3 separate regions of the Homo sapiens genome follow, and all the other regions are linked to region 1. A link is a loop called in an ENCODE intact Hi-C map of the cell type or tissue named here. Cell type or tissue: ascending aorta. All regions are shown on one strand.

Region 1 (2,500 bases):
TGGCTGCCTTTGGAAAGACAGAGGTACTTCGGGTCTTTGATCTGTTCTGCACATGGACTGGGAGAGGCAGAGAGGACCAAATCTCCCTGACACAGACAATCGTTTGCTTTATTAAACAAGTGTCTTGTATTACACACAGAGAGTATGCATTATGTGGATGCACACAAAAAATATGATGAAAAGTAGATACTAAGCATACTGAGTACTTTGGGTTTTGAATCATTAACATCACAGCTGTTTCTAATAATTTTTCCCTAAATGCAAGCTTATTTCCACAACATGTACTAATGTAACTGTAACTGCCCCAAAATGTTTCATTTTGTAAAAAATGAAGCCTTAGAAATAACTATGCAACTGAGAGTCCGTAAGCACTTTAGATCACCACCCTATATGCCTTTACTTTGCTTTTGTTTTTTTTTTGGTCAGCTATCATTCAAGATGGGGGCAGTTTGAAACAGTTGATTTACTGATAAACTTGTGAAATGTGCCCTTCTAAACAAAAAAAAAAGTGGGGGGGGCAAAAATAACTTCACTAATGAGAGAAGTCAAAGAAAGTTACAGGTGGAGTGTCCTGGGATTTTAAATGGAAATGCAATGGAGGAGTTGCTCATTCATCCACCACTACATGGAGCGATGATAACGGTAATGGGTCTTGGGAACTTGACTGGGAAATATCCCTTAGCTGGCCAGGGCTTGAGGATACTTGGCATTTTTGTTTGTCGGTTGGTTCGTTTGTTCCATTAAAATTCTGAGGTTTAGACAGAAATTCATAAAATAAAATCTGGGGTTATCTCACACTCAAGCGCAAAGAACATTTACGTTAATATTCCTTTCAGGTCCCTCCTCCTAATTACCTTTTATTTTTAATTGTTTCCCTCCATCCATGTGGTTGCTCGCTTTTCCAGATGGCTTCATATTTTTGTAAACGGTTGGGAGACTTAGTCTATCTCGTGGAGGTTCGGCGCACAGAGGCCAGTGCCTTCTTTAGGTCGCTTCTGAGCGACTCGAGACGGCCTCCCTCGAATCCGCAGCAAAGAGCAACAGACAGGGCTTCCCTTTCAGTCTGGGTTGCCATGGGGCACAGCTCCTGCTCCGGCCCAGAGTGCCAGAGTCTCCCAGGGCTGCTGCCTTCAGCCAGGTGGAGGGGTCAGCGCGGAGCCAGGTACAGAGCTCCTCCGAGCCTGAGACGGCGGGAGGTGCTGGGCTAGGCTGCGCCTCCCCAGGCAGGACGCCAGGCAGTGCGGCGGACGGTCCCCAGAGGGCGCCACGTGCCCCCGCCCGGTGCCCGGCGGCGCTCACCCGCCCGCAGCCCGGCGAGTCCAGCGGAACCTAATTGCCCATGAACCCCTTTCTGCGGGGTCTGGAGAGGGGGAGCAGGCCGGGGCCCGAAAACCCCCCATCCCACCCCTAAATCTGGGCGGACTGTGAACAGCCACACAGTGGGACAGTTAAGTGTCTCTGCCAAGCTCGGTCCTTCCCTCACCGGGATATATTATCCCGCCACCATCCGGCAGGCCGGCCGGGGATTATTATCCCCGTTGTAACGCAGAGGAAGTTATGGCCGGGACGCGGTCAGGGTCACGAAATAAAAACATGTGGACCCACGGCGCGAGCTGAGCTCTGCCGGCCTACCCCGCCCCCGAATCCTGTAGAGCCAGGCGAGGCCGAGGCCCTAGGCCCAAGGCCGGGGCGTATTCGGGTTTACGTCTGCGGGAGAAAGAGGTGGGTGGTGCGGCTGGCGAAGTCAGTGAGGGACCGGAGACAGCCGGGCCTGGAGAGAGCCGGGACCGGAGAGTCGGGGCGCGGGCGCCGCGGAGGCTCGGAGCCGCAAGGAGGCCCAGGCTCCCCGGGACGCGGCCACTGTACCTCCATAGCCAAAGCGGCGGGCGCCCAAGGCCAGAGCGCTACCGACGAGAAAGTCGGGGCCGCGCCGCCCGGGAACTAGAGCTCCTCGCGGGGACTTTTAAGTTTTCACTCACTAGGCTCTGAACCTATTTTTAAAAAGCAATTCTTTATTCAGATATGTAGAAGACTATGAATGACAGCTCCTTCTCCCCAACACCATTCCCGCCGGAGCTGCCCAGGTACTCCACACCTACCGCCTGAAGCGAATCTGCGGGCGCACGCACGCACGCCCGTCGCGCGCAGTCTCCGGGTTGGCCTCGCCTCATAGGCTGCCGGTGCAGTGCGGGAGCGCAGCCCGGGACACCGTTTGCGCGGTGGTGCGGTCTTATAGGTTCCAGGGTTTCTGAGGCTTTTGGTGAGCATTACGAGTTCCCCTTAGAGGAGTCAGGCGCCTTGCGGGGCTAGTGGCATGTGGTGGCTGTGGCTGCGCGCCCTTCTCGGCCGGCGCTCGGAGGCGCAGGCGCGGCGCGGACGCCCACACTAAGCTATAACCCTTGACGGGCTCTGAAACGCAGGCAGCTGAGAGGCGTTTTCGAGACAGCCGCCCCGGGAGATGATGTATTTATTCTTCGCACTTACTGTGCACTTAGCACCG
Region 2 (2,500 bases), 260 kb after region 1:
TATTACCCTAAACTCCCTTTAAAAATATATTTTTGATCACCAGTAGATTCATTTAATGCAACCAAACTCAAATAGAGTCCAATTAAAGGTTCTAATTTTTATTAATCAAAAATAATTAATCTATCTCATAAATCAAGAAACAAATGAGTTAAGGATTTTAGTGCAGGATGAGAAGCATTAAGAAAAGAAATCTAGAAAAGTTTGATATATGATGTAAATATGCCATTGTATGTTTATAGCTTGAGTTAACATTTGGCACTTTTATTATTCAAATTGTTTTTCTAGATATAATGAACATATAAAATGACTCAAAGTGAGACATAGTTTACCCTTGAATAGCGTAGACTTCAAACATGAGGCATTTTTATTTTCTCTGGATCAGTTATAACAAAACAGATTACAAAGTTAGGGCTGGAAATGAAGTGTTTCTAGAGAGGTCTATATTTTTGTGGTTAAAAGCCTAAGAAAATAAGTCTCAGTTTAACCTAGAAGAAAAGGAGTTGTTATGTACAACTTAGTAAATTTTTTTACATTGAAAAAAGCATAGACACTAAAACTTAGGGGAAATTTGTTAAATAATTCCTGAAAGTAACACCTACCTATAGTCATAACTCAAATTTGACACAAACATCAGAATTGAATGGCAGGTGATGGGTGAGAGAGGACAGGGGAAGATACATTAAATGTAGGAATGTGACATTTAGCCACATTATTAAGGATGTTGAAGAGTCAGAAAGCTTTCCCAGGTACACTCAGATGTGTGCTCACTATTTAAAATAGTTTGTTACAGATGTAGTTAAATATTTAGTCTTATAATTTAGATATTAATCTAAATATGTTTGTGGCAGCCATGCTAGTGAAGGAAAGTCCATGAGTCTTGGGAGTAAGATAAATTAGAATGAGCTTTAGAGAAGTCAGGCTGTGGAAAAGTGTAGGGGAAAAAAAAGTCATAAAAATTTTAAAAAGTAAGACCGAAGTACTAGGATAATAACTCTAAAAGGCCACAGGTTGTATTAGCTAAAGGATTATATTAGTGGAATATGTTAACTAATAGGATCAAGGCATAGTGTAGGAACACTTGTATGAATTCATTTCTTTAAAGGGTCAAATAAAGTTACATAGACAAAAATAATTCCTCAGATACAAATTCACCCCCAGCCATGGCTATGTGTAATAACTAAGCCACTGGACCCCACTGGGTGCAGGACAGATGAAGCAGAGTGTATTAGGCCATTCTTGCACTGCTATAAGAAATAATACCAGAGACTAGGTAATTTTTAAAGAAAAGAGGTTTATGTGGTGCATGGTTCTGCAGACTATACAGGAAACATAACTCTGGCATCAGCTTCCACGGAGGCCTCAAGAAGCCCACAATTACAGCAGAAGGCAAAGGGGGACCAAGCACCTCATATGGTGAAAGAGGTAGCAAGAAAGAGAGAGTGTGGCAGGGAGGTGCCATACACTTTTGAATGACCAGATCACACAAGAACTCACTCACTGTCATGAGAACAGCACCAAGGGGATGGTGCTAAACCATTCTTGAGAAATTCTCCCCACAGTCTGGTCACTTCCCACCAGGCCCCACCTCCAATGTTGGGGATTACAATTCAACATGAGATTTAGGTGAGGACAAATATCCAAACTATATCATCGAGGTACCTGAGTTTAAGTCAATTCATCAACACCTTTGGAAAAGTAATTCACAGCTCTTTCTACCAGTGGCCAATCAGTATAATCATTATTCCCATAAAGGAGATAATACATTATTAGTAAATTTAGCAAAAATCTCATAAGCTGAGATATTGCTGGAATCTGAGCTTCCAGGTCATCTAAAGCTTGGATGTATTATGTGATGAATAATGCACAAGATGTAGAAATGCATGACATACCAAGGCAATCTCTCTGGGTTTGTTTATTCACTTGTCGTAAGAGTTTGTTTATTCACTCATATAGAGATAATAATAAGCTTCATCTGTATGGCTCACAGGAATCGAGTCAGGATTTTATTTTTAAAGTGAAAAGTGTGAAAGGGGGCCTACAAAATTACAAAAGCCACACAAATATTAGGTGTCATTATTAAACTACAAGCTTTTTCACCTTTCTATAAAGATTCCTAAGTATTGGGGATTAAAGCTGGGACTCTGGGTCTCTAAACCTTGTTCATCTCCCTTAGAAAGTCTACCATTGGCTTGCAATCAGAATTTCCCAAATGAGGCCTGCAGAGTACTAGTTCCACAGAAAATTAGTAAATCTCATCCCCAAAACAAATTCCTATGCTGAAATCTATTTGAGAAGTAGGTTTCTTTCCTGCAGTATTTCTCAGAGCCTTTAATATGCAAATTAAGGATTTCTAACAAGAAGTATATTAGATGGAGCTTTCCCAAACTTATCTGACCATGGAAATTGTTTATTACAGATAATCTCTTCTGGTTGTTATTCTGCATAAATTGCTTTAGAAAACACTGATGAAATTTTTCGTAATTTCTCAAAATGTACGCAC
Region 3 (2,500 bases), 690 kb before region 1:
TTCAGGAGGAGCAGGGATGGTGACAAGCAATCCTTGTTTCCCACCTTCTTATCTCTCTCCCATTCCTCACTGGTTGAGGAGTGGCTGCTGGGTACAAAACCACCCATTGTCTGTCATTTTGCAGCTCCCCGTAGTGAGTTGGGGGCTGGGGGGGAGTGGAGGGAATCCATGCAGAGGCCCCACTGACAAAGCATGACATGTCAGCTGGCTTCCCAGAAAACCTTCCTCTCCTTCCTCCATTGGCCTCCTGGATACACCCATCTCCTTGGGCCCCCTACCCTACCTGCTCTGGCTGCCAAGGCTGGTTTGCTAACTTAGTACTTAAACCAGCAAATCTCAGACTTGCTAAATACCACATCCAGTTTCGTTTCACTTTGTGGGTCATCTAGGAACAGGCATGAAGTACTGGCTGGTGACCCGTCCATTTAAATGAGGGCCTGTGCACTCTCTTACAGCCTCACCCTCTTCCTTCCTTGCTCATTCCATACTCTGTAATGGCATGTTAGCAGGATCTTTCTTTTATATCAGTCTCCTGACTATATGAGTGCTCCTGGGCCACCAGGCCCTGCCACCTCTCCTGCTCAGTGCTGTCCCCCTCCTTGGCACGCAGGCATTCACTGAGTACCTGTGCCTGCAAGGGTTGTGTATACATCCTCATGTGAATGTGTTTGTGCAGAGAAAGCACAATGTGTTTATATTCCTACATACTTGTCTCCCCTATTAAATTCAGAATTTCTAAATTTGCCTTTTCCCCCATCTCTGATGATCTCATTTTTACCTCTTCCTGTTATCTAATTAACTTTCCTCTTAAAAGCTGATCTGGTCTTACAGGTTGTTGCAGGCTTGGGTAATTGTTATTTTTTCCTTCTATTCTTAGAATGTTATGATTTTTTTCCTATGGTGAAATAAGTCTCCCTTGTTATAGTACAATCACTTTCTTGCTTAACTATAAAATTATTTTGTTTTTAATGAATGTTTCTACAGTTCTTCAAGAAAGACTATCCAACTTGTTAGCCACCTTGCAGTTTAACAGCAACATTATATTCCTAGCACTTGGCAATAACTGAAGTTATAGTTTTCATTTATTTGTTTGATGCCTTCTCCACCTCCCCATCCTAACTTGAGCCTAATCCTCCTGAAAGTAGTGACTTTGACTGTCTTTTCACCTCTCTTGCCCCATGGGGAGAGGAGCCCCTTATTCATGGTGCTCAATGTGGTGGGATGGACTGAGTAAATGATCTCATTCCTACTCATACCTTCAACTGTAAACCGAAAATCTCCAGCCCTGACTTTTCTCCTGACGTCTAGATCTGTATGTCAACTGCCATGTGTCATTTCCTCCCAATGTCTCAAAAGTGTCCCAAGCTTACCAGGCTCAAAGCCTCTTCCCTGTGACTCACTGTCTTGGCCCAGGATGCCACCATATACCCAGTCAATAAAGCCAGAAGCCCTGGTGCGGTGGAGTCCCACCCTCTTCCCTCTCCCTCACCATCACGTCCTCTGGCATCCCTCTCCCTTACCTAAATGCTCCAGTTTCCATCCACCTATTGTTGCTGCCTTAGTGTGCTCCTGGACTACCACAGCCTCCTAACTGGGTTTCCAGCTATTCTCATTTCTTTTGCTAAACTATTCTTTATATTGCTGCCAGAAAAACTTTTCTCAAATGCAAACCTGACCTTGGCACTCTCTGCCTTAGGTCTCTACAGAAGCACAGCCTTTATGATAGAAGTAAACACCCTAAGCAGGGTCCAGGGGGCTCTTAGGGATCTGGTTTTGCCTTCCCCTCCAGCCTCATTCCTGACACCCACCCCATAAAGTGTGAGGAAACAAGGCAGGGGTAGCTCCCTCCCAGGCTCCGTCCGCTCCTCAGCAGTGACCCAGGGCACATCTCAGAACCGCAGTTTCCTCTGGAATGGCAGTGAATGAATAAAATAAAAGCAGTTAAGGAAATGAGCCAGTATTGAGTCAGCACTTGCCACATGCCAGCGTCATGGAAAGTGAGTTAGTAAAGAGTACAGAAAATCTGATTTCATGCTGTGAGGGTGGTACTCTTACTGCACTCATTTTACTGATGAGAAAATCTGAGATCTAGAGAAGTTAAATGAACTGTTGAAGATCACACAATTTGTAAGGGGGAGCTGGGACTAGAACCACTTCGGTTTGATTCCAAAGTTCTTAACCTCTGTGCTTGGCTGTATATTTGCATAAAGCCTAGCATACACAAAGCACTAAAAAAAAAAAAAAAAAAAAAAAAAATTCCTAACTACTTGCACAGCAAATGTATCCCTTGCACTACCACAGTGCAAGTAGTTAGTACTACCATGGCAGGGATTCACTGTTGAATGAATAAATGAATGAATGAAAGAATTACTAACAAGTTTCTTTCTTCTATACATAGCTAACTTTTCCACAGAAATTAATGCAGACAAATTCCTTTGTAAATACTTATTTTCTTTAGAAACTTGTATTTTCATTTGACTTCCTTCTACCAGTTTTTCTT

The links. Peaks named below come from ENCODE experiments on the same cell type or tissue, not always from the same donor. Only the 100,000 strongest peaks of a DNase experiment are listed, where the experiment ranks them.
Region 2: a loop joins it to region 1, with 6 times the contacts of the local background. A loop is called at or near these places in 4 of 110 quality-filtered maps.
Region 3: it touches region 1 in a loop (5-fold over the local background); 3 of 110 quality-filtered maps call a loop at or near these places.

What each region holds. Positions count from the first base shown.
Region 1 is chr6:84,773,652-84,776,151 of GRCh38, reverse strand. LOC124901494 (a long non-coding RNA gene) reads right to left here and starts at 2,346. Exons shown (of 2, transcript XR_007059927.1): 1 at 2,100-2,346. RefSeq lists a silencer at 1,186-1,335 and an enhancer at 2,486-2,500. In ascending aorta, CTCF peaks have their summits at 1,282 (motif pointing right) and 2,419; DNase peaks (open chromatin) are centred at 1,281, 1,691, 2,281 and 2,441; H3K4me3 peaks cover 1,578 bases; H3K27ac peaks cover 1,527 bases.
Region 2 is chr6:84,515,733-84,518,232 of GRCh38, reverse strand. The region is part of intron 2 of LOC107986620 (a long non-coding RNA gene); the gene reads right to left. Among named protein-coding and RNA genes, the nearest start is that of LINC01611, 42 kb to the right of the region's middle. In ascending aorta, no CTCF peak of the experiment used is centred here; no DNase peak of the experiment used is centred here; H3K27ac peaks cover 875 bases.
Region 3 is chr6:85,463,824-85,466,323 of GRCh38, reverse strand. All of the region lies in intron 1 of NT5E (5'-nucleotidase ecto), which reads right to left. Among named protein-coding and RNA genes, the nearest start is that of NT5E, 15 kb to the right of the region's middle. RefSeq lists an enhancer at 491-580. In ascending aorta, no CTCF peak of the experiment used is centred here; DNase peaks (open chromatin) are centred at 1,403 and 1,923; H3K4me3 peaks cover 399 bases; H3K27ac peaks cover 2,500 bases.